Regions from separate parts of the Homo sapiens genome. Here region 2 is linked to region 1. Evidence: read pairs that join two places in POLR2A ChIA-PET (ENCODE). Cell type or tissue: GM12878. All regions are shown on one strand. Each heading gives the region's core, and the rest is flanking DNA. Links, peaks and the distances in the headings are about the cores only.

Region 1 (8,330 bases), core at 174-8,173:
CAGGAAGTGCCTGCCTCTGTTTCCCCAGGGGCAGGGGCAGGACTCAGGTTTAGTCTGAGAGAGGTAAGACCCTGGAGGAGTGGCTCCCAGTGGCCACCAAGGGCATCTCAGGCTGGGCCTGGCAAAGGCAGTAGCGACCTAGGTCCAGCTTCCTAGAGCCTGCAGGGGTCAGGCACACCCAGTGCTTTGCCAGCACAGGGCTGGGAGCTGTGGCTGCAAGATCACCCAGGAGCAGGGCCGAGTGAGGGCCCCCGGGAGCAGCCCCAATGACAGCAGTCACTAAGCCAGAACCCCCAAGCCAGGAGGCTCCTTTCTGCTGGCCTGGGTGCTGAGGGCAAGGGAGAGGCACGAGGGACACAGGATGGCCCGGAGGGTGTGCTGCCCTTACCCAGACCCCGTGGGAGGACCCCGGAGAAGGGCAGGAGGGTGGTGCCCAGGGAGGCGCCCTGTGTGCCAGCAGGGAAGGCCTGCAGCTGGGGGGCCACCTGCCTTCCTCCCTTCTCTCTCCTTTTCCTCTACGTACCCACTGTCTCTTTGTTCTCCTCCTCCTCACCCATCTCTCTCCTCCTCCCCAACCCCTCACTGCTCCCCATCTTCAGGCCACCCCCCTACCCTCAGTAAATATCCCCCTCAGCCAGAGGAGGCCAAGGGAGGGGAGCTGAGCAGTGGCTGAGGCAGGGACGCTGGTCCTGGCCCATGCTGTCCAGGCTCAGGGGATGCCCTGGCAAGCCTCTCCCAGGACTCCTGCCCCTCGTATGGACTTAAAGGACTGAGGCCCCTGATGCCAGTGCCTGGCCCAAGATGAACCAGTATAGAGCCTGCCTCTCCCTGCTCAGAGACCACAGTGGTGACAGCCAATCCTCACTCAAGGGCCTGGCTTAGAGGACTCGCCAACGACCCCCATTCACCCTGCAACCCCAACTTCCACACCTCCGCTCTTGCTGTTCTCTGCCCCTGGATTGCTGGAGCCGCCTCTTCTGTGGATCCTTCTGTGTCCCAGCCCAGCCCTCCCGACTTCTCCTCCATTCTGGGCTCAAGCACGGCTGCCTCTTCAGCCTGTGATGCACTCCTGGAGGCCAGAGGAGGTGCTCCGTGACCGCTCCTGAGCACTAGGTCTGCAGACTGGCCTGCACGTGCCCAGCCTTGCCCTGGCCAGGCCTGCTGGACCAGAGAAACCCAGAGGATAAAGGCCCAAGGTCACAATGCAGGGGAGTGTCCCATGCCCCCCAGGGAAGGCGCCCAGAGCCGAAGTCTTCTCCCTCTGGGGACTGAAGCCCCTCCTTAAGGCAGGGGAACGGGCACACCACCTCAACACAGGTTGCTCACCAGGCACAATAGGATTGTTGGCTTCTGCGTGCACCAGAATTTCACCTCCCTCCACCCTTCTCCACCCACCAGGCCCCTCTGCTCAGCCTCAGACCCCAGCCCAGAATGTCCAGTTGCTAATGGCCCCAGTCAGTGAGCTCCCAGAAGCTGCTCCATGCTCCCCAGATCCTGGAGGCCAGAGTAGCCGGGGGCCTGGCTGCAACTGCCTGGGCTGGAGACCCAGAGGGTTTCCTCGCCTCTATTCCAGCAGCACCAGGCACCTGGATGTTGTCTCATTCTGGCTAAAAATAAGAACTATTTGGCAATGTTTTCCAATAACTTCCAATTACTGTGAATCTACCGTGAGCTAGCTACATTAAATCATACTTCTCAGCCAGGTGCGGTGGCTAATGTCTGTAATCCCAGCGCTTTGGGAGGCTGAAGCGGGCGGATCACAAGATTAGGAGATCAAGACCATCCTGGCTAACACAATGAAACCCCGTCTCTACTAAAAATACAAAAAGAAATTAGCCAGGTGTGTTGGCGGGCGCCTGTAGTCCCAGCTACCAGGGAGGCTGAAGCAGGAGAATTACTTGAACCCAGGAGGCGGAGCTTGCAGCAAGCTGAGATCACACCACTGCACTCCAGCCTGGGCAACAGAGCGAGACTCCATCTCAAAAAAAAAAAAAAAATCACACTTCTCATCAGTTTCACATCACTTTGCGGGACAGGAATTACTTGCTATTCCCATTTGGCGGATGAGGAATTTTTTCCCCAATGTCAAGGCAGAACTGGGACTCCCGCCCATCCTTTCCTCGTTAAGGCCCCTGGGCTCTGTGCATTAGTCCTGCCTCTCCGATGGTGGTAAGGTCCTCCAAGGAAGAGGAGGCCTGACATGCCCATGGCCGCACTGCCACCCATGCCCCTGGCACCATCTGACCTTGGTTGGAGCCCAGCAGTCCCCCACCCCCACCCAGTGGAAACAGAACAGAAATGCGTGTGTGCCCAGGACCCGGGGCATGGGACCTCACATGTGGCTACAAATTAGATGGGCTACAGATTAGTTGTGGGTTAGAACCCCAGATGGGTTCACCATCTTCCAGGGGCTGGGGAACCCCCTCCACCTTGGCTGAGAGATGAGCCCACTTCAAACACACTTTTACCTTTTACTTATTCTCCAAAATTTGTTTGGAATGATGACATAAAATATGAGAAAAACAAACAAGCACTGTTTTTTAAACCAGAAAAGCAGAGAGGTGGTTAACTCCATGCCACAAAAGGATCAGAGACCCGGCATGTCATGTGCCCACACCAGGGCCCATGTTGGGGTGACTCCAAGCAGTGTGACAAACTGGTTTGGGGGCTAATGTGAGGTTACAGCAGAGGTTTCCCAAACCAACCAGTTGGTTTCAGAATCAGCCAGGCCCTGTTGTCTCCTAACCAGACTATGATAACAGCCACCCCCAGGTCCTGGGCACCTGCCTCTGCCTCTCCCGGCCCCGTCTGCCCACCCCCTCCCATCACAGCCCAAGTCTTCTTCCCCGAGGGAAATCTGAGTCCCAGCTCCCTATAGTTGCCTCTGGGATGCATCCACACCCTTCAGCAGGGAGTCAAGGCCCCATCTTTCTTCCCCTTATTTGATTCATGTTCTTCAGCAAAGCCCAGCTTAGTTCTTCCCACCACCCTGTGCCCATGGCCCCCAAACCACCTTGCTCACAGCAGCCACTCTGTCTGCAATGCCCTTCTTGTGGACTCAGAATGCCCTCATGCCCGCCTCCCTGGGGCCAGCACCAATGCTGCCTCCTCCAGGAAGCTTCCCCGTCACCCTGGCGGAGCGTGGTGGCTCCCTCTTGGGTGCCCTGCAGCTCTGTGAAGCCCTCAGGGACTTGCTGTCCCATGGGAGCTGCTGTCATGCAGCTGCTTCCAAGCAGGCTCCACCCTCTTGGATGTCTCCCTCTGTCCTCACCCCAGGGATTCTCATCAGCCCTTCTTTACAGATATGGAAACTGAGGCTCAGAGAGGGAAAGTGAGTCATGCTTGGTGAATCCTAAGCAAGAGGCTGGAGGGGCAGAAGACATGTCCTGTACAGGCTGCCCAGAGCCATGCTGCCTTCCCCCACCCTCAGCAGAACCTGCCTGCCCCCAGGTCAGCCACCGTCCCCCCAGGAGGCCCCCATGCCTGAACACAGGGGTGGCCCCTGCCAGAGCCACACTGGGCAAGTAGGGCTGTGGACAGGACCAGTGCACAGCCATGGTTCCCACAGGGCAGAAGGAACAGGTTACAGAAAACCACTGGGCTTATCCTCAGCCATCTCCTACCTCCCCAAGGAGCCCTTGGGGCCTGGGGACAGGTCAGTAGCAGAGGAAGGACAAGGGGCTTACAAGCATCTTGGCCCTGGCATGGAGTCGAAAATGGGTGAGCAGGTGGCCACATGGGTTGGGGACCACAGGGCCAGGCAGTGTCCGGCAGCCCAGAAGCCCTGAGCTGAGGCTAAGCGGGGCTCTCCCCACACCCCACCCTATAGAGGGTGGAGGAAGTTCCCTGCTGGGTCCAGGGCTGGGACAGTGACAGGCCCCAGCGGGGAGAAGGCCCCATAGTCCCAGTCCGCCAAGGGAAATAGAAACTGCTCACACGCCAGCAGTAGGGCGCACACGGGGTGCCTTCCCCTCATGGCGTGCAAGGAGGGGTGGCCCCTCTGTGTGGGCGGCGGCAGTGCTGAATCATGTCACCCTGCCCCTGCCGCTTCACTGGGAAAGGGGCCCCAGCAGCACCACCTCACCCTGCTGTTGTCGGAACTGAATGAGCCACCATCCGGGAAGGTGTTTTGGAAGCTGTGAACGGCCTGCCATACGTAAATAATTAAAATAATGAAGGAACAACAGACTCATGAGGGCAGGCAAGTGGGCTGGCCTCCCAGCACAGGGGGCAGCCCCCACCTATAGGGAGACCCCAGAAGAAGCTTTTCTTCTGTCCCCCAGCCTCTCTCCAGGCATAGGGCTCTTCCTGGCCCCTCTGCCCATGTGTAAGCTTCTCTCACAGCCGAGGACAAAGCCTTCCCCAGGACCCTCCTGCTCTGGCACCTCTCAGCCTCCTGGCCCTTGACTCCTCAACTTTGGATCCTGTGGGGCAAGAGAGGGCAGTCAGGGAGAGCAGAGGCCCCATGGTTGTCAATTCAGGGGGAGCGTCACAGACAGTGCCCCCCTGCCCCACCTAGCTGGGCCCCTTCCTCGTGCATCTCCGGGCTGCTTATGCTAAGAGAACCTTCCTCCTTTCCCTGATCGGCAGCCCCTTCTGTAGGCTCCATGCAGCAGGTGCTGGGACAGAAGAAATCCATGCTGGTGCACTGCAGCCGTCTGCTCCCGAGAGGGCCGCCTCGGGACCTGCTGCCCAGCACGGGCTCGGGCAAGGCTTGCTGAGAGGCTCAGGGCACGGGGGATCCAGGAGTCCAAGGTGGACCCAGGGGGCCTGGCCGCCTGCACAGCCCCTTCTTGTCCTAGCTTGGCAGGAGGCCCTCAGACCCTGGCCAGTGAGGTCCAGAGAGTCTGCACTGGGACAGCCCAGTCACATCAGCGGCAAGAAGAGTCGCGAGAGAGCCAGGAGCTGGGTCACGAGAGGGTGTTGCTGACTGTTTTTGGCCCCAGCCCCTTCTTGCCCCTTCAATAAACTTCTCCTCCTCCACCCTGGAATTTCCCCAGGAGGATCACACACATTAGAGGGGCGCTGCCCAGAACTAAGACCTCCGTGAGACTCAGCCATTCAACACATATTTGTGGAGCAGCTCTTATGCGCCAGGCACCGCTCTGGGCTCTGGGAATGCAGTGGCTTTGCTGGTTACTCTCTGTCCCCTTCCCCTTCCCAGACCCGTTCTCCTCCCTGCTCTGGGCCCACAGGCTGCCATGCACGGACAGTCAGGTGGGATCTCTCACTCTCTGCTTCCTGACTACTCAGCCAGAAGGCACCAGGAGGCGAAGTGGGGAAAGAGTCTCGAGGACTTCTATCCCTGCTCCTCCTCTGCCCTGACACCAAGGTGTGGGCCGGGCTGGGTCCCTCTGGGACTCCCGTTCCCATAGCTCGGCCCCTCTTCACAGCCCTCGCTGTCCCAGACTCTGACAACATCTTCCCTCTCCTTGTTCTCCCAGCCCAAAAAAGAAGAATGGCCTTGTGGTACAGTGCAAAAATGACTACAACATTTTGACGCTCTTCTATCAAGAGGTGGAGTCCAATTCTCCACAACACATCAAGGACACAGGACAGCCCAGCCTGTGGCACAGGTGCTTTCTCACACATCCTGCCCAGACGCCCACGGTTCCTGGTACTGTGTGTTTGCCCTCGCTGCAAATATGCCCGATTTGTTCAACTACAGCTGTGTTCCTCGTGGTCTTTGGCTGGAGGGAGTTGAGAGACCCCACCTCTATCCTGGTTCCAGCCTCGCCCCTCCTCCTGTAGCATCCAGAATGAACTTTCTAAGTTTCTAAATTGCTCTGCTGGAAACCTTTCAGTGGCACCCAGGTATGTCGGTAGCAGTTCGATTTGGCTGACAGGACAGTGGCCCAGGGTTAAGTGGGGACTAGGAGCTCAGGCTGGTATGCAGGCTCTCCTCCCCAGAACTCCCAGCATATAAAAACTATAAAAACCCTAGAAGAAAACCTAGGAAATACCATTCTGGACACAAGCCCTGGCAGAGACTCCAAAAGCAATTGGAACAAAACCAAAAATTAACAAATGGGACCTAATTAAACTAAACAGCTTCTACACAGCAAAAGAAACCATCAACAGAGTAAACAGGCAACCTACAGAACAAGAGAAAATATTTGCAAACAATGCATCCAACAAAGTTCTAATATCCAGAATCTATAAGGAACTTAAATTAACAAGCAAAAAACAACCCCATTTAAAAAATGGACAAAGGGCTGGGTACAATGGCTCATGCCTGTAATCCAGCACTTTTGGAGGCCAAAGCAGGCAGACCACTTGAGGTCAGGAGTTCAAGAGACCAGCCTGGCCAATATGTGAAACCCTGTCTCTACTAAAAATACAAAAATTAGCCAGCTGTGGTGGCTCGCGCCTGTAGCCCCAGCTAGCTACTTGGGAGGCTGAGGCAGGAGAATCACTTCAACCCAGAAGGCAGAGGTTGCAGTGAGCCGAGACCTCGCCACTGCACTCTAGCCTGGGTGACAGAGCAAGACTCTCTCTCAAAAAAATAAAAAATAAAAATAATAAAAATGGGCAAAGGCCATGAACAGACACTTCTCAAAAGAAGACATACATATGGCCAACAAGCATATGAATAAAATGGTCAGTATCACTAATTATTAGAGAAAGGCAAATCGAAACCACAATGAGATAACAATTCACACCAGTCAGAATGGCTACTATTAAAAAGTCAAAAAATAACAGATGCTGGAGAGGTTGTAGAGAAAAGAGAACACTTCCATGCTGCCAGTGGGAATGTAAATTAGTTCAGCCACTGTAGAAAGCAGTTTGGAGATTTCTCCAAGAACTTAAAGCAGAACTATCATTTGACCCAGCAATTCATTACTGAGTATGTACCCAAAGGAACATAAATCATTCTACCACAAAGACACATGCACGTGAATGCTCATTACAGCACTATGCACAACAGCAAGGAGGAGGAATAAACCTAAATGCCCATCAACGGTGGACTGGATAAAGAAAATGTGGTGCATATATACCATGGAAGATTACACAGCCATAAAAAAGGAGATCAAGTCCTTTGCAGCAACACGGATGGAGGTGGAGGCCATCATCCTAAGCAAATTAATGCAGGAATAGATAACCAAATACCGCAAGTTCTCACTTATAAGTGGGAGCTAAACGTTGAGCACACATGGAGCCTACTTGAGGTGGACGAGGAGGGTGAGGGTCGAAAAACTACCTGTCTAGTACTATCCTTATTACTGGGGTGACGAAAAAATCTGTACACCAAACCCCCATAACGTGCAATTTACCCATGTCACAAGCTTGCACACATACCCTCTGAACCTAAAATAAAAGTTGGAGAGAAAAAAAACAAAATAAACTTAAAATTTTTTAAAAGTTTCTGTATGCTCAAACTCACCACAAACAAAAGTAAAGGGTGAGTGACAAACATGGAGAAAATACTTAGAAACAGGCTGGGCGCGGTGGCTCATGCCTCTAATCCCAGCACTTTGGGAGGCCAAGACAGGCGGATCACCTGAGGTCAGGAGTTCAAGACCAGCCTGACCAACATGGCGAAACCTCGTCTCTTCTTAAAAAATACAAAAATTAGCCAGATGTGGTTGCACGTGCCTGTAATCCCAGCTACTCGGGAGGCTGAGGCAGGAGAATTGCTTGAACCCAGGTGGCAGAGGTTGCAGTGAGCCGAGATTGTGCCACTGCACTCCAGCCTGGGCAACAAAAGCAAAACTCCATCTCAAAAAAAAAAAAAGAAAGAAAGAAAATATTTGAAAGCAAGTGACAGATAAAATATTATTCATTCATTCATTCATCCAGCAGTTAATTGGAGGGTGCCTATTAGGCACCAGGCATTGTCTCAGGTACTGGAAACCTTCACATGGACAAATGACAAAATCTCTGCCCTCTTGGTTCTTACATTGTAATGGGGTGGGGAGGACAAGCAATAAAGAAATAAACACATCGTACGTCAGATGGTGGTTATGGAGAAAAGCCCAACAGGAAAAGAGGACAGAGAGTGTGAAGAAAGTGAGTAAAGATGTGAGGCCTCCAAAAACAAATAAGAAAAAGTCAAACAACACAACAGGAAAGGGGCAAAGAATAACAACACAGAATTCACAGACCAAGAAATGCAAATCTCCAGTAATCCACAAAAGCCATGCTCTACCCACTGAAACAAGGCAGCGCGATGATCCACCCATCAGGTTGGCAAACATTCAAATACTGGGAAGGGTGGTGAATGAGTGAACTTGTGCTCTTTTGGTGGGAGTGTAAGTTGGTTGATAACGTGTGTTTAAAGAAAGCAATTTGACAGAACCTATCCAAATGTTTAAAGCACATGCTCTTCA
Region 2 (8,330 bases), core at 258-8,257, 76 kb after region 1:
TGATGAGTCATATAATACCCAATTTAATTTATCATTAATAAATAATGATATTTAGGCTTAGCTCAGGACACTTGATAATTTGGTGGCCCACAGCCAAGGGCTTTAGTGTCCACTAGGGCCAAGTGACATGCTCGAAGCTGTATCTCAAAAGGAGAATAGTTACCTGCAGAAGATAGTATTGTGTTTCTTCTGATTTCATCTTGAGGCCTCTTTCTGGAGAGTGGCTGTAAACTCTAGCCCTGTCCTGACTCCAGGGCCCCAGGAGAGCTGGCCATGGATGTTTGCAGTGCGCCATTGACAGGATACTTCATTATCTGGCAGATGGCCTAATTCCTAAGTGTCAGACCCATGACCAGGTGTCCGTCTCACAGGAAACTTGTTGATACTGGCAGACACCTGTGTGGCTCTTGTCTGACTTGTGTCCAGTTTATTCCTACCAAGATAGCCACTCTGTAGGAGAACCCTCTATGGAATGAGAGTTGGGTTCAGGTATGATGGTCAGGTGAGTTGCAGAGGAGGCAACACAGCAAAACACATGAAGTAACAGAAGCAGTGTATTGCTTACAGAGCTCTTACAGAGAAGAGGGCAGCACGCCTCTCAGGGCCAGTGGGGAGAGAGCTGGCCAGGACACACGTGCTTAGCTGGGGAGCAGGGAATGAGAGAGAAAGCAAGGGGCCTGAGGGCTAATGTCTGTATTGGGTCCAGGCCATTACCCAAGCAGGTTTCCTGAGAGGAGTTTTTGTTTTTTTTGTTTGTTTGTTTGTTTTTGGTGGGGGGGGGGTTGGTTTTTGGTTTTGTTTTTTTTGTTGTTGTTTTTTTTTTGAGACAGAGTCTCACCCTGTCACCTAGGCTGGAAGGCAGTGGTGCAATCTTGGCTCACTGCAACCTCCGCCTTGCAGGGTCAAGTGATTCTCATGCCTCTGCCTCCCGAGTAGCTGGGATTACAGGTGCCCACCACCACACCTGGCTAATTTGTGTATTTTTAGTAGAGACATGGTTTTGCCATGTTCCCCAGGCTGGTCTCAAACTCCTGACCTCAGGTGATCCTCCTGCCTCGGCCTCCCAAAGTGCTGGGATTACAGGCATGAGCTGCCATGCCCAGCGGGTTTTTGGTTTTTTGAAATGGTCTCATTCTGTTGCCCAGGCTGGAGTGCACTGGCGCTATCACAGCTCACTGCACCCTCTACCTCTCAGGCTCAAGCAGTCCTCCCACCTCAGCCTCCTAAATATCTGGGATCACAGGAGTGCGCCACCATGCCTAGCTAATTTTTAAATTATTTTTGGTAGAGACAAGGTCTCGCTATGTTGCCCAGGCTGTCTCAAACTCCTTGTCTCAAGCAGTCCTCCCACCTTGGCCACTCACAGTGTTGGGATTACAGGCGTGAGCCACTGCATCCGATAGGAGTTCTAACTGGTAAGTTTAGAGCAAGCAGGCACAAGTATCATGGGGTCATGCTGTGACTCAGAGGTGGTCACTGCAGCATGTCTGGGCAGTCCATGTGGGGCGAGGGGGTTGGAGCAAGTCACATATGTAGTATCTAGGTGTCCACAGGGAAGTGGTCATCAGGAGGTGGTTGTATAAGGCAGGTATCTAGATTGATCACACTGAGGAGCTAGGAGGAGGTGGAGAACTGGACAATGTGTCAAGGGTGACTGAGTCCTGCTTTTTATATGAGAAAGGCTAACCTGTATTTAAAACAGATGCTGAGACAACATACAATTATAAAAATTTCGCCAGGTGCAATGGCTCATGCCTGTAATCCCCACCCTTTGGGAGGCCAAAGCTGGAGGATCACTTAAGCCCAGAAGTGTGAAACCAGTCTGGGCAACATAGCAAGACATTGTCTCTACAAAAAAAAAAATTTTTTAAGTTAGCCAGGCATGGAGGCACACGCCTGTAGTCCCAGCTACGTGGGAGGCTGAGGTGGGAGAATGGCTTGAGCCCAGGAGATCGAGGGTGCAGAGAGCCATGCTTGCACCACTGCAGTCCAGCCTGGTGAGACAAAGTGAGACCCTATCTCAGAAAAAGAAAAGAAAATATCCTGAGTTGCAAATGCCCTGAATACACCTAACCTACAGGACATCATAGCTTAGCCTAGCCTACCTCAAACATGCCCAGAACACTTACATTGGCCTACAGTTGGGCAAAGTGATCCGTCCATACAGCCCACTGTAGAATATTGGTCATCCAGCCTAGTGATCCTGTGGCTGGCAGAGCTGCACTCACTGCTGCTGCCCAGCATCACGAGAGAGCATCGCACCACATATCACTCACCTAGGGAAAGATCAAAATCCAGCATTCGAAATACAGCTTCTACTGAATGCACATCGCTTTCGCATCATTGCTGAAGTAAAAAAAATTAAGTTGAACCTTCATAAGTCAGGAACTGTCATGACAATGTCATCTTTTCTTCTGGGCCCCACTCAAAACTGATAGCCTTTTAAGTTATTCAGAAAATGGGTCAGAGAAGAACATTGAAATGAGGTATACATTGCCTTCAAAATCCAAAACCACTGGGCATTGTGCCTCTTAGTGGTAGTAGGGCCCAGCTTAACATGCCCCAGACCGTTAGGCCCCCCAGAAGGTTCACTGAATGTTTGTGGGATTTATTTCCCACCCTCTGGCATACATATATCTCGTCAAGGTGGCTAGAATAGTTACTACTTCTAATCAGCATATTATCAACACATTAGATGAATGTGATGTCCTGTGGAGTAGAGAAGAGGACAAGGTCTCCACAAACTAGATGATGACAGATGACTGCGAATTGATACAGTCCTGAGTTTGGATAACGAATAGGTATTGCTAGCCCTGTCAGCTCAAAGCAAACTGCTTTTGATGGTCTTTACTAAAAATTGCTGAGGAAAAAAGCATTCATCAGATCAATAGCTGCATACTTTGCTCCAAGGGATGCATTGATTTGCTTCATGAATGAAGGCACACCTAGAATAGCAGCTGCAATTGGAGTCACAACCTAATTGAGTTTATAATAATCCACGCCATTCTCTTGGATCCATCTTGGATCTGCACAGGCTAGAGAGCTAAGCTGAATGGAAATCATCAGCTCTGTGTCTTTCAGATCATTGATTAGTGGTGGAACTAATTTCTGCAATCTCTCCAGGAATGCAGTGCTGCTTTTGGCTCACTGCTTTTATAGGTAGAGGCTAACATTTATATGGTTTGTCTTTTTTTTTTTTTTTTTGAATAGAGTTTCGCTCTTTTTGCCCAGGCTAGAGTGCAATGGCACTATCTCAGCTCACTGCAACCTCTGCCTCCCGGGTTCAAGCAATTCTCCTGCCTCAGCCTCCCAAGTAGCTAGGATTTCAGGCATGTACCACCATGCCCAGCTAATTTTGTATTTTTAGTAGAGATGGGGTTTCTCCATGTTGGTCAGGCTGGTCTCGAACTCCGACCTCAGGTGATCCACCTGCCTCAGCCTTCCAAAGTGCTGGGATTACAGGCGTGAGCCACCTCGCCCGGCCTCCATTTTTTTTCAATTCAGCATAATTTGTATTGTCTCTGAAACTCAGCTTCCTCATCTGTGAAATACAGATAATGATGCCAGCCTTACTTGTGTTCAGAGGTTGTTGTAAGACTCAAATAAGATTGTGTAAGCTAAAATACATTACAAACTGTAGAACCCTCTACAGGGTATAAGGAATAAGCGCTAGAATTATTATTACCTCCTTCCATCCCCTCTTATATAGAAAATTTAGATTATAGTCCCCTTGTTACTATTTCAATCTATGTTTTTTGTTGTTGTTTTTGTTGCAAGTACTTGGAATCCACTCAAAGTAGTTTAAGCATAAATATGGAATCGAATTTGAAAGATCCAGGAGTGTCTCAAGAAGCTCAGAATTCACAGGCAGGAAAGGCACTTGCGCATCATAAGGTGGTAGAAAAAGGAACTGAAAAGGCATTGGGAGCTGTGGCCATGAGAGTGCACTGCTCACATCTCTGAATGCAGGGGAGCGTAACATGGCCCCCTGCTGCTGGGCTATGAAATTCTGCCACTGCATTTGCACTGAGACCACCCTTCTTGTGAGCTGCTCCCACCCGGTGACTGAGTGCAGGCCTGCCATACTAAGGCAGGCCCATTTCTGGGATATGGGGACTCCTCTGACAGGTGGCTTTGGCACAAGCACACCTCATCAGCTCTTGCAGAGCTTTCTTAGAACTACACTACGTTCTAAGCTGGGCATGGTTAGGCATGTGTAGTCCCAGCTACTCAAGAGGCTGAGGGAGGAGAATTGCTTGAGCTCAGGAGTTTGAGGCCAGCCTGGACAACAAAGGGAGACTGTCTCTGAAAAAGAAAGAACTACACTGCGTTCTAACACCTCCTCAACCCAGCCCTCCTCCATTCCTGTCTCCTGGCAGGGGCTACACCTGCATTGCAGCTCTCCCAGGCTCTTCCGGCTTCCTGCTATTCGCTTCACAAGTGTTTTCCCAGCACATCTCTTGCACATTTAGTCCTATCTGGGCATCTTCTCAGAGGACTCAAACCTTAGGACAGGAACCTAAGTAATTCCTCTTTTGCAACTCCAAGTCTATGTGGACTCTTATTTTCTTTCTACTTTTCTACTTCCTTTCTGCTTTACTCTTTCACCCAACCCCTACCTAATCTTCTCAGCTTTTCCATTTATATAAAGAAAAATGTCTGACCCAGTTTCTAAATTTACAAATCCTTCCAGTTTGAGCACTAATTGACACTGATGTCTTTGAATCCTCACTTCAAGCTCCCAAAAGAAAGAATCAAGTGCCTTCACTTGGATTAGGAGCTCATCCCCGGTCCGGTTGTGGTAATTATGGCCAAGGAGACAGGTCTCATGATACAGACAGTATTACTGAGATTCACATCTCAGCTGATGACTTGCTTTGTTTAATGAGAAAATGGAAGCAACTCAGGCCAGGTGCAGTGGCTCAAGCCTGTAATCCCAGCACTTTGGGAGGCCAAGGCGGGAGGATCACTTGAGCCCAGGAATTTGAGACCAGCCTAGGCAACATGACAAAACCCTGTCTCTACCAAAAATAATTTAAAAATTAGCCAGGCAGGGTGAAGCACTCCTATGATCCCAGCTATTTGGGAGGCTGAGGTGGGAGGATCACTTGAGCCCAGGAGATTGAAGCAGTAGGAGTTAGTGAGCCATGATCTCGCCACTGCACTGGGCAACAGATTGAGACCCTGTCTCGGAAAAAAAAAAAGAAACAACTAGACCAGAACTGCCTCATTTTCCCATCACCAAATCTACCAGCCTATACCTGGACACACACTGCCTTTGTTCCTTTTAAGATGAAAGCCCACCAAATGAGTGTGCTCCCTGGGGTGATTTGTTATTCCACAGTAGATAACTAATATAACCAGCCAACATAAGAAAGAAAAGGCAGACTGGGTACAGTGGCTCACGCCTGTAATCCCAGCACTTTGGGAGGCCAAGGCAGATTGATCACTTGAGGCCAGGAGTTCGAGACTACCCTGGCCAACATGGTGAAACCCCATCTCTACTAAAAATACAAAAAAATTAGCCGGGCATGGTGGCACACACCTGTGGTTCCAGCTACTCGGGAGGCTGAGGCATGAGAGTCATTGAACCCGGGAGGCGAAGGTTGCAGTAAGCCGAGATTGCATCACTGCACTCTAGCCTGGGCAACAGAGCGAGACTCTGTCTCTAAATAAATAAAAATACTGCATCCCAGGGGAATGGCAGAGATTAATGCCACCTTCAAGAACAAAGGATGCAGGGGTAGTGTCCTCCCTCAAATCTCCACTTAATTCACCCATCTGGACCCTACGAGATCCAGGTATGTCCTGTAGTGTGAAAGTAGACTACAACAAACGAACCGAATATCCCAATTGCAGCTACTGTGCCAGATGCATCCATGCTAGAGTGGATTTACATAGTCTACACAGTGTGAGGGAACTGACCACTGATCTGGCAAATGCACAATTTCCCATCCCCACCAAAAGGAAGATCAGAAACAGTAGATTCACTTGGAATTGACAAAAGTATATATTTATGGTTTTCCTACAGGGCTGTGTTAACTCTGTCAAAATACAGTCTAAAGACATAAGAACTGTCTGAATATTTCTTAGAACTTCGTATTAGTTCCTATGTTGATGATATCATATGCATCTTGCTAATGAGGCCAGGTGAGCAAGAAGTGTCAAGTACTTTGGGTGAGACACATACACTCTAGGAAGTGGAAGAAACGTCCTATGATATACAAGAGCTTGCCTCATCAGTGAACTTTTTAGGAGTCCAGTGGTCTAAGCGTGCTGAAACATTCTAAAGCAAGGAACAAATTACTGAAACTCATACCTACCACAGGGAAGAGGGAAGCACAACTTCTAGTAAATCCATTCATATTTTAGAGGCAGCATATTCCACAACTGGGAATACTGCTTAACCTAACACCTGGTAACACAAGAGGCTGCCATCTTTGACTGGGGGGCCCAGAATAGGAGAGAGCTCTGCAGCAGGTCCGGTTGCTACAAGTGGCAGACCCTACAGTCTTGATGTTTTAATTGATCCTCATCATTTCTCTTCCTCTGCTGTCCATTTTAGATTCCCCTTAACCTCAGGAAGCACCTCTGCTAAGGCTCTGGTCATTCCATTATATTACAGGTATCCAAGGTGGAGTTTCTAGCAAGCCCCAGCAGGACAATCACAATATAGGTCTTCAGGGTTCTGGAGCAAGACCATACTATCTGCAGCAGAGAATTAGACACCTTTTGAAGAATAGCTCCTGAAGGGCTACTAAACCCTGGCAGAGATGGAACACTTCACCAAGGGGCACCAAGTGACCACGTGTCTAGAACCGTTCGTTATTAGTTAGGTTCTGCCTATCAAACTCACCAAGACATAAAGTTGAATGGGCCTAGCCATAATCCATAGTAAGATGGAAATGGTATGTCCAGAACTGGGCATGAACAGAGCTACACAGTCAGATGGCCTAGACACACATGTCACCTGCCAGTGTGGCACCAGTGCTTCTCCCTCAGCTCATGCCTGTGGCTGCACAGGGGGGCAAAGTCCCTTTATGATCAGCTGACAAAAGAGGAGAGCCTTTGCTTTTTCTTGATTCACAGATGGGTCAGACAGGTATATGGCTGCAAGCCAAAAATGAGCTGTGACTACAATACAGCCCACCATAGGCTGATCTTGACAAAGAGTGGCAAGGGAAATCCCCCCAGTGGATCAGTCCTCTCACTGGTGCATCTGTTCATCCACTTCGTATGGAAAGACATGTAGCCCAAGGGTACACTTTATATTCATTCATGGCTACTAGTAACTGCCTTGATGGGTTGATCAGGGGTCTGGAAGGAGAAAGATTAGAAGATCAAGGACAAGGATGTCTGGGACAGAGGCATGTGGATGGACTATTTGAGTAGCTAGGAAGTGTGAAGAGGACCACCAGAAAGCATCTAACTTGAAAGAAACACCAAACAACCAGCTAGACAGAATGATTTAGCCAATTTGATGTCAACCAGATGCCATCAGCCACCCCAGAACTGACACAACGGGCATGTGAAGGAGCAACTGTGGTGGCAGGGATGGGGACAAACACATGGACCGTCACTCACAAGGGCTGATGTAGCTACCACCACTGCTGAATGTTCAGCCTGCCAGCAATGCATCAGTGCTGATCCTCGGAAATGGCAGTAGCTCTCAAAGTAAATAAGTAGCCGCTTGGTAATAAGTTGACTACAATGGGTCCCTTCCATCCTAGAAATGGCAGAAATTTATTTTGACTAGAATGGACACATGGTTTACCTTTTCTGCCTGCAGGGCCTCAGCCAACGCCACTATCTGAGGGCTTACTGAGTGTTTTACCCACTGACATAGGTTCCCACGTAACATCACATCAGACCCAAGGGCCCGTTCATTGCAAGGCGAAGGAGGCATGACAATGGCACGTGACCATGGGATCACTGGTCCTGTCACATTCTGCACCACCCAGAAGATACTGGCTTGAACGAAGAGAAGAAATGGGCTGTTGAAGGCGTAGCTGAGATGCCAGCTCAGAGACGATGATACCAAGTAAGGAGGGGTTACTACCTTCCAGGGCACAGTGTACACTCTAATCAACAACCAATAAGGCGCTATGTCCCACTGGGAGGAATATATAGGTCCAGGAACCAAGGGGTAGAGATAGGAGCGGCTTCACTTTACATTAATCCCATTGGGGTATTTCTGTTACCACAACTCTAAGCTTTGAGGGTTTTAGGTTCTGGTTCCCAATAAGGAAATGTTTCCATGAAGGGATACAGCAAAAGTACACCAAGGAACCAGTAGGCAAGAAGCAGGAGCCACCATCCTGGCAGGAGTA

What was found. Peaks named below come from ENCODE experiments on the same cell type or tissue, not always from the same donor. Only the 100,000 strongest peaks of a DNase experiment are listed, where the experiment ranks them.
Region 2: POLR2A ChIA-PET joins it to region 1 with 11 read pairs; 5 of 35 experiments call an interaction of 5 or more read pairs at or near these places.

The regions. Positions count from the first base shown.
Region 1 is chr2:96,154,016-96,162,345 of GRCh38, forward strand. No RefSeq gene overlaps it. Among named protein-coding and RNA genes, the nearest start is that of DUSP2, 13 kb to the left of the region's middle. RefSeq lists enhancers at 189-258, 3,256-3,345, 3,525-4,063, 3,875-4,169, 3,886-4,295 and 2 more. In GM12878, for the core only: no CTCF peak of the experiment used is centred there; DNase peaks (open chromatin) are centred at 2,666, 3,206, 3,966, 8,126 and 1 weaker place; H3K4me3 peaks cover 760 bases; H3K27ac peaks cover 4,360 bases.
Region 2 is chr2:96,230,059-96,238,388 of GRCh38, forward strand. STARD7-AS1 (STARD7 antisense RNA 1) reads left to right here. Exons shown (of 4, transcript NR_046322.1): 2 at 7,847-8,041. Among named protein-coding and RNA genes, the nearest start is that of SNORA112, 20 kb to the left of the region's middle. RefSeq lists enhancers at 3,964-4,033, 4,044-4,193. In GM12878, for the core only: a CTCF peak has its summit at 3,961; a DNase peak (open chromatin) is centred at 3,923; H3K27ac peaks cover 1,640 bases.